Linked DNA regions of Homo sapiens: regions 2, 3 and 4 are each linked to region 1. Evidence: chromatin contacts called from ENCODE Hi-C or POLR2A ChIA-PET data. All regions are on one chromosome and are shown on one strand. The core of a region is the stretch at or near the end of the contact, and the rest is flanking DNA. Distances in the headings are between cores, read along the strand shown.

Region 1 (3,211 bases), core at 289-2,788:
TCTTCCGATGGCTGTTTTCTTTTCTTTTCTTTTTTTTTTTTTTTTTGATAAGAGTCTCTCTGTTGCCCAAGCTGGAGTGCAGTGGTGTGATCTCGGCACACTGCAACCTTGGCCTCCTGGGTTCAAGCGATTCTCCTGCCTCAGCCTCCTGAGTAGCTGGAATTACAGGCGCCCACCACTACCCCCGGCTAATTTTTGTATTTTTAGTAGAGACAGGGTTTCACCATGTTGGCCAGGCTGGTCTCGAACTCCTGACTTCAGGTGATCTGCTCGCCTTAGCCTCCCAAAGTGCTGGGATTACAGGCGTGAGCCACCTCGCCTAGCCCTGACGCGTATTTTCAACTGGCTTTTAATAAAATGTGTTTTAATTATGCAACATAATTGAACCACCCATGAAAAAAGCACACACTGATTTTTTGTAAATATATCTTAATTGCACTGGGTTCATTCTCTTCACAGGAATCTATATTAAATCTGTTGCAAAGCAAGTAATTATCCTTTAATGTATTTTTATACATGGTATTTGTTCCTAATGTTGCTTCTTAGGGAATACAGTTCACATAGTAGGGCAGCTGGGTATGGCAGGATACATTTATTAAATCAAGGGATTGCTGCTTAGAACTTTTGTGTTTGTTTTTGGAGACAGAAGACAGGAAACTGTAATTTTTAGAAGAGTAAAAAGGTATCTCAGGGAGCAAAAGAATCACAGGAAAACTCGAAGGCTCTGATTCCTTCTAAAAGAGGGACACATTTACCCTCTATTCTTCTGGGGGCACCTCTTTAACAAATGAATGTAATCTGGCGGAAGTGGGGAGTTTCAATTTTGGGTGGAGATACAGTAGTTGAGATTACTACAGTGTCTTGTTTCGTAGAGGTGTAAGCCAGTGCGGCAAAATCTCCAAGCTTGGTCTCAAGGAGGCAGCTGGGTCTAACTTACAACTCAGGCAGGTGATTTGAGGGCAGTGCAGCTGTCCTTAAGTCACCCGCGGGCCATTTCTGAAATGCTTTACTTACGAAAAGATAGAACATAACATCTGTTGCAGGGGGAAAATGAGATTTCGTGTCCTGACCCGCGTCTGCGGCAGGGACCTGAGTTCTTCCTCCAAGTCCCAAATAGCCAACCTTCGCCCCCGGCAACAGGGCTAGGTGCACGAGCAACCAGTTTTTCAGGCAGCCGCCTCCTCTTTCCTCTCTCGCCGTACTTCATCGATTACGGCTAGAAACAAAACGACTTTGTATACGGAGTAATGGTTGAAATCTCACTGGCGCCTCAGCAGGACGGGCAGCCAGATCCGCGGCTTTGGAGAAGGCCAGCCCACGGTCGTCCGACTGAGGCGACTTGAGCAAGACCAAAGGCAGAGCCGCCCGAGAATGAAAGCAGCGAAGCCCGAGTGGCGGTGCATTCTGGGAGTTGTAGTCCCTGCGAGACAACGCCGTCCCGACTCCACCAGGCTCTGCACTCCATCTCCCAGCCGACCCCGCGCCGCGGAGGAGGCGAGCTTGGTGATGAGCTGCCCCAGCGGTAGGGGGCCTGGGGCGGAGAAGCCGCTACAGCCGCGGCCGGGCGACGCTGACATCTGGCATCCCTGGGGTCTCAGAGACACGGGTGGACAGCGACGAGGGCCTTGTGGCCGCCGTGTGTACCCGTGCTTACCCTCTGTCCTCCCTACAGGCGCGCGGCGTCCGCCATGGAAGCGCATCCGACCGCTGGGGTCTCTGGGTGCCGCGGCCTCGGCTCTCCGGGGCGATGAGGGACTAGAGGCGCCCTGAGGCCCGCCTGCCTCCCGCGCTCTGGCCACCCCGGCGGGAAAAGGATCGGGCGGGCGGGCGGTCCCACAGTGCCCGCCTTTGCGCCGCCCCACCCCCTGGGGGCGCTGCCGAGGGGGCGCCAGCCGCCCATGCCGCCCCGGCGCCCAGCCGCGCCTGGCGCCCGCCGCTGAAGCGCAGGACGCGCCGCCGCCCGCGCTCACCGCCGTCCGCGCCAGCCGCCCCGAGCCGACTGCCCTTCTGCCCCCAAGATGTGGCACAGCGTCGGGCTGACTCTGCTTGTGTTCGTGGCCACGCTGCTGATCGTCCTGCTGCTGATGGTGTGCGGTGAGTGGGGGCGGTAGCCGCGAGGCAGTTCCACACGCCGGGTCGCTGATCTGCTGGGGTTTTTTTTGTTGTTTGTTTTTTTGAAAAAAACAAAAGGGCGTGGACGGACAATTGTCTTAAAATCAACTGTTGTCCCTTAGCCTCTAGGGCTGAGCGCAGAGGTGGGCCCTTTACTCATGGCCGGCCCTCGGGCATCCTGGGGAGGGAAAGGACAGGCTCCAGGGCTTCCTGCCTCTGAGTGAAACTCAGCCTTGCTTCACCGGCAGCGTCTGCTCTTTCATTCTCACCACAGGCTGCCCAGATTGTAACCTTGGCCTGCATTCGAAGGTGAAGTGATTGATTGGTCCTTTTTCATTTGCACAGATTCTGACCTTAATAATGAGAGGTGTCACCTTCGTTTCATCAGCGAGTGGGGTAGAGTTGGGTTTTCAGCACGCGTGAAATTGTTTACTTAGAGTTCAGCCTTAAACTCAATTCCAAGCAGAGATGTGGAGACCAGGCAGAGCTTAGAAACACCGGCTATATTAAACTTGCAGGGTCGGGTAACCTAACTCTCAGTTCTATAATAATGGTGCTATTTCGAATGCTGTGCGTATTTTCCTTCTTGGAATGAGAGGACGTTCAACTTTTTTCTTCAAATAATGGTAGCCCAATTTTAGATCTTTTTGATTTCTTTGTACATGTATAGTAGCTGATAACCACAGGTCTCTTAGCAAAGTGGCTAAGCAATTGTGAAAATCTAAAAAGTACGTAGAACACGTGTCAGTGAGTTTACACATATTTATAAGACTGAAGTATGGGTTCAGGTTGATGTAATAATGGGTCAGAATTCATACAGATACTATAGGGCTTGTTCATTACACGATAAATGTACAAATTAATACTTAGTGACGCTGTGGAATATATGTGTGCACTTGTGCATATGCATGTGTATGTATTTATAAACTTATATGTTTATTTTATTTTTTGAGATGGAGTCTCGCTCTTGTTGCCCAGGCAGGAGTGCAATGCAGTGGCCTGATCTTGGCCCACTGCAACCTCTGCCTCCTGGGTTTAAGTGATTCTCCTGCCTCAGACTCTCGAGTAGCTGTAGCCGGGATTACAGGTGCCCGCCACC
Region 2 (3,211 bases), core at 384-2,883, 6.3 Mb before region 1:
GACGAGTGCTGCAGTGAGCACGCGTGAGTGCTTAGGCAGCGCTTGAAGAGGGAGTTACCGATTTGGCCCTGGAAGTCAGGAAGGCTATCCTTTTAAGGTGATCCCTGAGCTGGGAGTTTGTTTCAAACGGTGGGGACCGCAGGTAGAAGCACCGCTTAAGGGGAACGGCGATTCGACTCGCAGTGACTTAAGGGTTGGCGTGGTGCTTGTTCCTGGGCGTGGGGAGGACAGGAAACCGCGGGGTCTGTGAGACGCCCCGTGGTTGTTGAAACGCTGTTGGGGGGCACAAACGAATAGGGCTTTAGGAAGAAAACTGGTGGGAGGAGCCTTGTGGCTCCAAGGTAGGTTAGGAACTGGAGCGAGATGGAGCACGGAGGAGTGAGGCGGCCCGAAGGATGCCCGGGGAGACATGGAGGAACTGGCGAGGGCTTCCCGATGCAGGGCCTGGGGGAGAGGGTGAACTAATGCCTCTGCAGTGCCCCGTGGGGAAGTTCCGCATACTCGGCCAGAGTGATCGGAGTTGGCGGCTGTCTGGGGGAGTTGGGTCAGGAAGCCCCTTCTTTCGCCACCGATGGGGCACGTCCAGGGCCCGGCAGGTGTGCCCTGGCAGTAGATCTTCCCTGGGAAGTGGAGCGCGGGCCAGCCCTCGCTGTTCTGAGCGAGGGCCTGTCGTGTAGTCCACACCGTTCCGCGAAAGGAACCACCATTGACAGCCTCGTTCGATTAGAACCCGGACCTCCCTGGAATCCAGACTCGGTCCCTTCCCAGCTGCGCTTCGGAGGAGGCGGACGCTCCGAGAGGAACCCAGAGGCCTGGCGTGGGGGGAGCTGCGGGCAGAGCGGAGGCAGCCGCGCCCTCGCGCCGCCCTCCGCCGCGCCCGGCTCCCGCCCCCCGGATCCCACCCCCGGCCTGCCGCGGAGCCAGCGTGCCAGCCGGAGCTCGCCGGGCCACCCCGCGGGGCGCGCGGCCCGGGCTCCGGGTCTTGGCGGCGGCCGGTGGGGCGGGCATGGGGTGGGGTGGGTGCTCCACCTGGCCACGCCGCCGGCCCTTCGCGGGCTGGCCCGGCCCCGGACGGGCGGGCGCACGGAGGCCGCCTCTTGGGCTCCTCCTGGAGGGAGGCGCGCGGTAGACGGCGCGGCCGCTGCCGTCGGGGCGGTGGGCTCCAGACGCGGGCCGGCTCGCTCGCATGGTTCCCTGCCCCATCTCGGGTCCGTCGCTGCCCGTCCTGGTGTGCACAACCGCGCTGCGCCTCGAACCTCGAGGTCCAGGTCCCGCCTGCCCTGGGCCGGGCCGCAAGCGCCCACGTCGAGGCGGGCTGGGGGGCGGTGCCGCGGGCCAGGCCGACCCCGCAAGCGGGACTGGGGAAGTCGGAGCCCCGCCCACCACCCCGCCCCCCGCGCTCGCGGCCCCGCCCCCGACTGCCCCGCTCCTCCCCTTCCTGCCGGCTCGCTCCCGGCCCCGCCGGCCGCCCGCCTCGGCCCCGAGCGGAGCCCACTGCTCCCCTCGGCTGCCCCGCCCCGCCGCCGCCCCGCCCCTCCCGCGCGGGCGGCCCGAAAACCCGGAGCGCGGGAGCGCGGCTCCGCAGGGCCGGGCGGCCGCACTGGGCATGCTCAGTAGCCGGGGCAGGTTTTTTGGTCGCAAGTAGGAAGCTTTCTGCACTACACCGGAGAGGGGAGCCGCGATCCGGCCGCGCCGCCCGCACGCCGCCGCGCCCGCCCCAGCCCGCCCGGCCCCGCGGCGGGGCGCGATGAGCCCGAGCGCGAGCCGGCCCGCCGGGGAGTGAGCGCGGGGCGCCCAGGGCGCGTTGCGTAGCTGCTCCTGCGCACAACCCCGCCGCGCCGCCGGCCCGCACTGGCCGCGGAGTGCAAGAGGCTCGTCCGTGCCCAGCGCCCGGCCGGCCGCGGGAGCAGGAAGCGCAGGCCACGCAGGACCCAACTGAAACAAAGTGTCGGCCGCCCGGCGCCGGCGCCCGCCCCGACCCTGCCCCTCCCGCCCGCAACTCCGCCGCCCACCATGGCTTCCGAGGAGCTGTACGAGGTACCTCCCCTCCCCCCGGCCTCGGGCCGCCCCCCGCCCGCCGCCCCTCCCGGCCCGGCCGCGCCGCCCGACGGCCCCGCTCGCCGCCCGCGCCCGCCGCGTCCCCTCCCCCGCCGCGGCCGCAGTTTGCTGGACGGGAAATGTGTGTGAGGGGAGCCCGAGCCTCCGTTCCGAGGGGCCCCGGCCGGGGGGTCCTGAAGTTGCCGGGCGTGGGGTGGGGGGGGGGGTCCCAGCCGTGGGGAAGTGGTGCTGACACAAGTGACTTGCTCGGACTGAGCTCAAAGTGCTCTTGGCGTGGGTCGTGGAAGTGGTGCCTCCGTTGCCGCTCGGCGGGGACCGTGGGCGGTACGGGGGGTGGGGTGTGGGGGGGTTTCTGGATCATTTGATAAAGCATTTGGGAGAGGGTTTTGCCCCTGGTCGGGGGGTGGCGGGGAGAAGACCGGTGCAAACGCTTTCGACTTTGCTGTTCGCCAAAGCGATGCAAAATCTCGCACCGAAAATGCTAAACGTTGACCACATGCTTTAATTAGGTTAGCATTGTGGCCAGAGCCAGGAAATTTAAATTTAACGCTGATACACCGTCATTCATTTGCGCCGCAGCGTTGCAAATGAGAAGGGCATAGCCAGAACTGTAAGTTCTGGTCGATGGGTTTAAACCAGCTTCAAGTTTGAGAGTTACCAATTTGGATCTTTAGACATGTTTTGTATGTCTCCATGTAACTTCTTTTGACGTATTTCAAAGTAGACTTCCTGGGAGTACAGAAGTTTGGAAGGCTTTCTGTTCTTCTGGATAAATGATTCTCTTGTTTCACATGTATTTATAAATAAGTTCCTAAGAGACTTAAAACTTGCGAAGACTCTCTAGACTCACCTTTATGATGCGTTTAGGGACCTGGGTGTTGAGGGACTTAAGGAAGCATCTGTAACAAGTAGAGCCCTGTGGCCCCAGGGATCCTTTCAGTTGTCTTCTCTTATGGGCGTATTATTGCTGTTGGCATAGAATAGAGCTTTGTTGTCTGCGATGTTAGTCTTCTAGCAACTTTTTTGTTGCTTTTTAAGAGCAAGTGTTTGCAGAAGTTCTCAGGAGGAAGCTGCCATCTGTAGAATTAAGGGTAAGGTTGTTGCTTCTCCTTACATTGTATGTGGTCAGTATACCTTAGCTGGTACTGAAAAT
Region 3 (3,211 bases), core at 1-2,500, 5.8 Mb before region 1:
ACTCTTCCAGTGCTCAAGGGAAGTTTTACATATGCAACACACTGGCCTTAACTTCACAAATGACTGATTTCCATCCCTTTTTTCTCTTCTGCAGAAACATAACACTAATCATGCTCCTAGAATAACTACCAAGATAGCCTTTAGGGGGAAAACGTCACAAGACATGAACGTCTCCCCTGGTAGAAAGAAAGGCTCCTCCCCGAGGTCTCAGAGGCCACACCTGTAGGCAGGAGCACGCTTTTCGATGGCGGAGCCCGGTCCTTGCCTCGCAGCCGCCGGCAAACCACGGTGGCTCCCAGTCCCCGGGGATATTCCGCGTCAGCCCGCACCCCCGGTCCCCGGCCCCTGGCCCCCCGCCCCCGGCCCCCGGTGCCCGCTGGGTCACCTGTAATTGTAGGCGCTGAAACGCTTGCTCTCTCTCAGCATCGCCCGGTACAGAGATAACACTTGTGCGCGACTGGAGGCTGCCATTTTGGAAAGAAAAAAAAATAAACGGGTCCTCTTCGCCGAGGTCCCAAGTACGACCCAACCCACGAAACTCCAGCCTGTGCGGAAACCACGAACGAAATAAAATGCTGCGGCTCGGCTTTGCCAGCGGGCCGGGCCTAAGCCTAAGCGGGCAGCCCTGCGGATCGCGGACGGCGCCAGGCGTCCCGCGCCGCTTCGGGGGCGGGCGCAGGCAGGGCTCGGGGCAGCTAAGGGGGCGGTGCTGGGAGGGAGATGCCTCCGCCCCGCCCCGATCCCGCCCCCGCCCGGAGGCTCGGGACCCAGCAGCCGCTCCACGCGGCGGGAGGGCGGGGAAATAAGAGGACTGGCCGCCCGTGCATCCAGCCAAGCTCCTGGCGGACGGATATCGGAGGCCCAGGCATTCGAGGGACGTGCAGTTGCATCACGGAGAGCCTTTGGGAACCGTCTGGGGTCTTGGCGGAGACATTTGTGTTTCGGGGGCAGCGCCCCTTCCTACATCCAGGAGGCCGCGTTGCCCGGGTTACCGAAGGCCGCCGCACCGACGCCCCGCCCCTGACCGCCGATGCCCCTCCCACGCCGGCTGCGGTCGCCCTCGGCGCTGCCTGAGAGAGTTTGCGGGATTTCAAGGGTGACTTGATTTCGCCTGATCCTGGTCGGCAGGGTGGGGTTTCTTGGCATTCCTCAGGCCGGGGGATGCGACGTCTGGGTGTGGAGGTGATGAGCTAGGGGTTCTGTGGCACTCCGGCTCTGCTCAGGGCGACCTGCGTAGGGGCCTCTGGGGCAGGCCCGCTTTCTGTCAAAATGGCAGCGCCCAGCGTGCGCGGGTATCTCTGAAGTTGGGGTTTAAGATTCTTGCCCGTGAGAGCGAACGAGCCTGCCGTACTTCTGATTTTGAAACACCTGGGTCTGGGCTTCCCGGGCGAGCGGTGGGTGAGTGCCGGCCTCATTGCAGCCTGGGGTACGACGTGGGCGGTTGGTGTTGTAGGGGGTTTACATTGGCCGTGGATTTTTTCCTCTTTCCGGATGTGTTTTTGCTTTTGAGTGAAGAGTTCCCGTGGTTTTGTAACCTAATAAATGCATAAAATGCAGCTTGGGTTGTAGACTTTGGAGAATAATTAGAGACCTTTAGGGCTTTAGGCTTTCTCCAAGAAGCGGAGCAAGTTTTCAACCATGGCTTTCTTCAGAAGACTGCAGCTTTTTTGAATCATCTTATTAAAGTGGTGGATAAAGTTGCTTGTTCTGATCTTTGAGCATGGCACTGGACGCAGGAAGCTTCAGCCAGTCCTAGTTACTGTGTTTGCAAAGCACTTTTCTTGTTTTTGGAATCTTGCTTTATGTAATCAACCTTAGGAAGAACCACACCTTTCTGCACTCAAGCACAGCGAGAAGTACGTTATGCGTGAAAACAAAACAACTTTGCATTAAAATCCATCTTTCTCCGAACCACTTGGTCACGGTTGTGTTCTCATCTGCTTTAGTGTATTTGGTTTTGAAACGATATACCTGCTGTATGTCTAAACAACTTTATATTTTCAGGAACTTTTCTGTTTCCTTTTCTTTTTTTTGAGATGGAGTCTCGCTCTGTCGCCCAGGCTGGAGTGCAGTGGCGGGATCTCGGGCTCACTGCAACCTATGCCTCCCAGGTTCAAGCCATTCTCCTGCCTCAGCCTCCTGAGTGGCTGGGATTACAGGCGCGCGCTACCTCGCCCAGCTAATTTTTGTATTTTTAGTAGAGACAGGGTTTCACCATGTTGGTCAGGCTGGTCTCGAACTCCTGACCTCAGGCAATCCGCCCGCCTCGGCCTCCCAAAATGCTGGGATTACAGGTGTGAGTCATCACGCCCAGCCTCTATTTTCAGGAACTTTAAAGGCAGAAAAAACACTTCTCTGACCTTACCATTCTTTAGTGTACTTGCAACCTGGTGTCCTTGCATCCAGATATTCTTACTAATCCTGATGCAATGACATTTTTTAAAAGGCACTGAAGAGAAAATACTTTTATTAAGATATCTTTAAGTCTCCTCCCTGATTTCTTGAAAATCTCATGTCTGTTATTGTTTATTATTATTTTTTAAACAGGATAGCAAAACTTCTATTACTTCCTGGTTGGTCAGGTCATTGAGCAAATCTAGCCTCTGCTTTATTGAAAGGACTTTTTTGAGTTTTCCCTTTGCTATTTCTTAAAGGATCCAAGACCAAGGCAATTGCACATTGTTATAGAGTAAGATTCAGAGCTGATTTCTCTTGATACACTATTGTGTGCCAGTGATATGAAATGATATGCGGCACCTCAAAGCTACAACATTAATGCAAGTTACTGATAGAGAATGCTATCAGAGTGAAAAGGAAAAACTTGAAGATTATTTTGGCTTTTTTAAAAATAGCAAAGATTACATTATTTTATTATATTTTGCTTTTGAGAGTAAAGTTGGAATAATTACTATATACAATTGTTTCTACCTAATTATCAAGGAATTTAATCATTAACGTACATAATTAATGTATCTAAATTACTCAACTTTGTTGTAATCAAATAAAACTTTTCCAAATAAATATGTATAGTTTAAATAGTTTGGGTAGCTTAGTCCTCTGTTAGTACGAGCAATGGTTGCAGTTAGGAAAGTGATAGGCTTCCCAGTTAATTCTGAGCCAAGTCTTCATAAAAATACCTTATTATTTTATTTAAAATGGTTTACCAATGTGTTGGACATCATTGCCTGGAGAGGCTAAAAGAAAATAATCA
Region 4 (3,211 bases), core at 712-3,211, 5.7 Mb after region 1:
TCGCGCATTATATAACCAGCTTCTTCCGACTGTTTTTTTTTTTTTTTTTTTTTTTTTTTTGCCCTTACTACTCTTCAGCAATTTCCCTCTTCTCAAATATTTATATTACCCTTTTATCTGTAGGATTATATACCAAGAAAGCAAAACAAAACAGAGCAGCCACGGGCTCGAACCGAATCCCCGCCGTCCTTAGAAACGGATTTTTTTTTGTTTTGTTTTGTTTTCTGGCAGAGTCTCGATCACCACCCTACTTCCACCCCCACTAAGGTTCTTGCTCAATCTCCCTAGAAAACCTGAATTGTTTCATCCCTTTCAGTCAGCCCCCTACGTGGTCTGAAACAAAATGAAAGCACAAGCCACGGAGTTTAAGAAGGCAGCCTGAAGGCGGGGGGCTGAAGAGGGGTCGGGGCGCTGCAGAGTCAGCCAAGTAGCCAAGGAAGGGCCCCCTCCGCGTCGCGACGGCCCTCGCCCCCCGCCCGGCGCGCGCGCGCACAAATACACACACACAGTCACTCACACACTCACTCACACTCACGCCGCGCTCCGACACCGCCTCACCTCTCGCTCCGCCCGTCCGGCCCCCTTCCCTGCCCCCTGCGGGACCGGCCTGCGCGCAGCACTGGAACCACGTAGGAGGAGGCGGCGGCGCCCCCGGGAGTGGCAGAGTCTCCGGCCCGGCCCAGAGTGAACGAGCAGTGGGGCTCCAGGGCGCATCCCAATCCCCGCAGCGCCTCCTCCGCGGCGGCCGCCGCCTCCTCCTCCTTCCCCTCCTCCTGGCTTCATTCACCCTCCCAGCAGCCGCGCAGCCGTTCACTCCCGGCTCAGGGCAGCGCCTGCCGCGGCTCCTCGTCTCCTGCCGCGGGTGCTGGCGGGGGCGCCGGCCCGGACTGGGGCGCTCGCGGGCTCCCGGCTCCGGGCGGCGGCTGCCGCTGCACATGATCAGGAAGCGGCCGCACCAACAGGGCGGCGGTGGCGGCGGCGGCCAGGGCCGTCACCGCCACTCCAGCCGCGCTCCAGGCACCCGCACACCCGCTACCCCCGCGCGGTCCCCGAGGCCACCCCTCTGCGCCCCCCGCCCGGCACCCGGCCGCGCGCAAAGTCCCGTCCCGGCTGCAGGAGCAGTCCCTTCCCCGCCCGCAGCCGCACACCCGGCGAGGCCGGCCCTCCGAGGGGAGACCCCCGCCCCAGGGCGCCGAGGCCGGGCGACCACCCGCGGAGAAGTCCAGCCCTCCGTGAGACCCCCTCTCTCTCACCGCCCTCTCCGGGGAGGAGGAATGGGAAGAGGGCGGCCGGGAAAGGGACCACCCCCCAACCCCAGCCGCCGCCTCCCCCCTGCGCCACCCGGAGGGAGGAGGACATGGCTCTCCGCACTTGCGACCGGACCAGCAGCCGGGGGAGCGGGGCGCCGCCGCCGCTCTCCCCGCCCGCGCCCCCCGCCCGGGCGCGCCCCCTAGCCCGGCGGGCGCCCACCCAGCCCCTGACAGCCCCCCCGCCGGCCGCCCCTGCGCCCAGAGTGGGGGTGTCGGCCCGGGAGCCTGGAGCCGGGGACGGTTGTATGTACACACATACACACACACACACACACACACGCACACACACAGAACACGACGCGTCGATTTCCTTCGCTCCTCTTCCAGCTGTTTTCCGTGCAGCCGATTGGGGTTTTGGGTTTGTTTGCTGGTTGTTGCTTTTGCCCCTCTCGGGAGATCGGGGGAGGAGGGATTTTAATCTAAATAAGGGGAGAAGGGAATGGGGGAGGGGGGAAAGAATCGGAGGAGGAAAAAAAAATAGTCACTTACTGTAAAGTGTAAATGGATCTGGGGTTGCGTGGGGAAGGGGGGGCAGAGGGAGAGAAACAATGTCTTGCGGCTGCTGTTGCTCTGGCTGCTGCTCCACGGGGCTTGTTTTGGATCCCCCTGCAGTGAAACAGGTCCTGTACGGCTCCGCCACTGTAGTAGAAATGATGTCTGCGGTATACTCTGCTCTCTCCTCCTCCTCCTCCTCCTCCTCCTCCCCCTCCTCCCGCTCCCCTCCCCTCCCTCCTCCCTCCGCCCGCCCGCCCTCCCTCCCTCCCTCGCGCTCTCTCGCGCTCGCTCGCTCGCTCGCTCCAGTATGTAAATGTGTAATAGAAGCCAAATATGGAGCAGTTGGCTGCCGCCGCCGCAGCTCAAGGATCCGACTTCATGGGGGTGGGGGGCACCCTCTGGCGGGCGGCCCGGCGAGCCGCACAGAGCACGGCGAGCGCACCGCGCGGCGGCCGGCCCGCGCCCTTAACCCTTCGCTGCGCGCCGCCCGGGGAGGCGGGCACCTTTCCCAAAGAGTGGCTCGGGATGGGGTGCGGGGGAGGGGAGACGCGGACCGGAGGGCAAGGTTCCTTCCAGGTTTGGGAAGGGGGCGGGGAGCTGGGCGATGAGGTAATTTGAGCGGTGACGGGTCGGTCCTCGCGCGCCTCCCTGGGTCCCTGCACCTAGTTGGAGGGGACTGAACGACAACGGGGCGCTACTCAGGCAACCTGGGGGACTCCCCCAAGGGCTGTCAGGCTTCAGCTGGGAGCCGATGCAACACCCCAGCGGGGAGGGGAGGTCGGCCCATTCTAATCCCGACGTGTCCTTGGTCCCAGGCGCTCGGAGCAGCATCTGAGAGGGCTCACTCTGATCATCAGCTGCACGTTAAGCCACAAACCGGCGTCGCTTCGGCGTTCCGGAACCCAGGCCTGGGGGCCGCGGGGATTGCCTCTGCGTGCAACTCCGGAAAGTTTCAAGGGGTCCCCCGACTGCACAGGTACCCTCACCTTTCCTGCCGGCGAACGCTGGCGACCGCCCGACCCTGCCCTCTTTCTCTCTTCGCACGCAGGTCCGGAAATCGGCTTTGATATGGAACTACTCCGCTCTAGCCTGGAAAGGAGACCCGCGCACTCCTCTCGCAGCTAATTTCGGATCATTAATTTAATCGGAAATGAGGTAACCAGTGTAGGAGACAGAGAAAGCAACCGGAGCATCAAATGGCAGTTCTCGAGAATCGACGAGGAACTTAAATCTGGACTCAGGGTTTCAGTGCGGTCTCCGACTCCCACCACCCCGCCCCTCCGCCTGTCTCGCCGCCAGGTGTGACCTCCACGCGAAGGAATCTTCTTCGGATGGGTGCACCTTGCCAACAGGTGTGGCACCTGGAGGACTAGGAGGCGCCTCCAGACTAAGGGCGCTCAGTGCGG

Evidence for each region. Hi-C counts contacts between places; a loop is a spot of excess contacts on that map. ChIA-PET counts read pairs that join two places held with the same protein, here RNA polymerase II (POLR2A). Pooled maps may share reads with other maps.
Region 2: a map of CD4-positive, alpha-beta memory T cell shows a loop between it and region 1 (15-fold over the local background). The contact joins the promoter of CDYL here to the promoter of SMIM13 in region 1. A Hi-C loop is called at or near these places in 2 of 168 maps with a recorded cell type or tissue (CD4-positive, alpha-beta memory T cell and naive thymus-derived CD4-positive, alpha-beta T cell) and 4 of 50 pooled maps.
Region 3: a map of CD8-positive, alpha-beta T cell shows a loop between it and region 1 (7-fold over the local background). The contact joins the promoter of FARS2 here to the promoter of SMIM13 in region 1. A Hi-C loop is called at or near these places in 2 of 168 maps with a recorded cell type or tissue (CD4-positive, alpha-beta memory T cell and CD8-positive, alpha-beta T cell) and 7 of 50 pooled maps. POLR2A ChIA-PET finds 5 or more read pairs at or near these places in 1 of 52 experiments (WTC11).
Region 4: a loop to region 1 is called in a pooled map, with 34 times the contacts of the local background. The contact joins the promoter of ATXN1 here to the promoter of SMIM13 in region 1. A Hi-C loop is called at or near these places in 5 of 50 pooled maps.

Annotation. Positions count from the first base shown.
Region 1 is chr6:11,092,296-11,095,506 of GRCh38, forward strand. SMIM13 (small integral membrane protein 13) reads left to right here and starts at 1,539. Exons shown (of 2, transcript NM_001135575.2): 1 at 1,539-2,094. The coding sequence starts at 2,019. RefSeq lists enhancers at 1,146-1,686, 1,229-1,438, 1,687-2,228, 2,109-2,228 and a silencer at 1,699-2,008.
Region 2 is chr6:4,774,771-4,777,981 of GRCh38, forward strand. It overlaps CDYL (chromodomain Y like), which reads left to right and starts at 1,634. Exons shown (of 7, transcript NM_004824.4): 1 at 1,634-2,037. The coding sequence starts at 2,014. CDYL-AS1 (CDYL antisense RNA 1) reads right to left here and starts at 656. Exons shown (of 2, transcript NR_183279.1): 1 at 502-656. RefSeq lists an enhancer at 325-978 and silencers at 786-1,415, 1,436-1,985.
Region 3 is chr6:5,260,263-5,263,473 of GRCh38, forward strand. FARS2 (phenylalanyl-tRNA synthetase 2, mitochondrial) reads left to right here and starts at 1,251. Exons shown (of 7, transcript NM_006567.5): 1 at 1,251-1,398. LYRM4 (LYR motif containing 4) reads right to left here and starts at 688. Exons shown (of 3, transcript NM_020408.6): 1 at 386-688. The coding sequence starts at 471. RefSeq lists silencers at 179-488, 549-768.
Region 4 is chr6:16,759,499-16,762,709 of GRCh38, forward strand. ATXN1 (ataxin 1) reads right to left here and starts at 1,962. Exons shown (of 8, transcript NM_001128164.2): 1 at 1,800-1,962. ATXN1-AS1 (ATXN1 antisense RNA 1) reads left to right here and starts at 1,640. Exons shown (of 3, transcript NR_136240.1): 1 at 1,640-1,668; 2 at 2,621-2,781; 3 at 2,854-3,211. RefSeq lists silencers at 370-729, 740-1,219, 1,290-1,419, 1,896-2,055, 2,063-2,278 and 1 more and an enhancer at 2,416-3,211.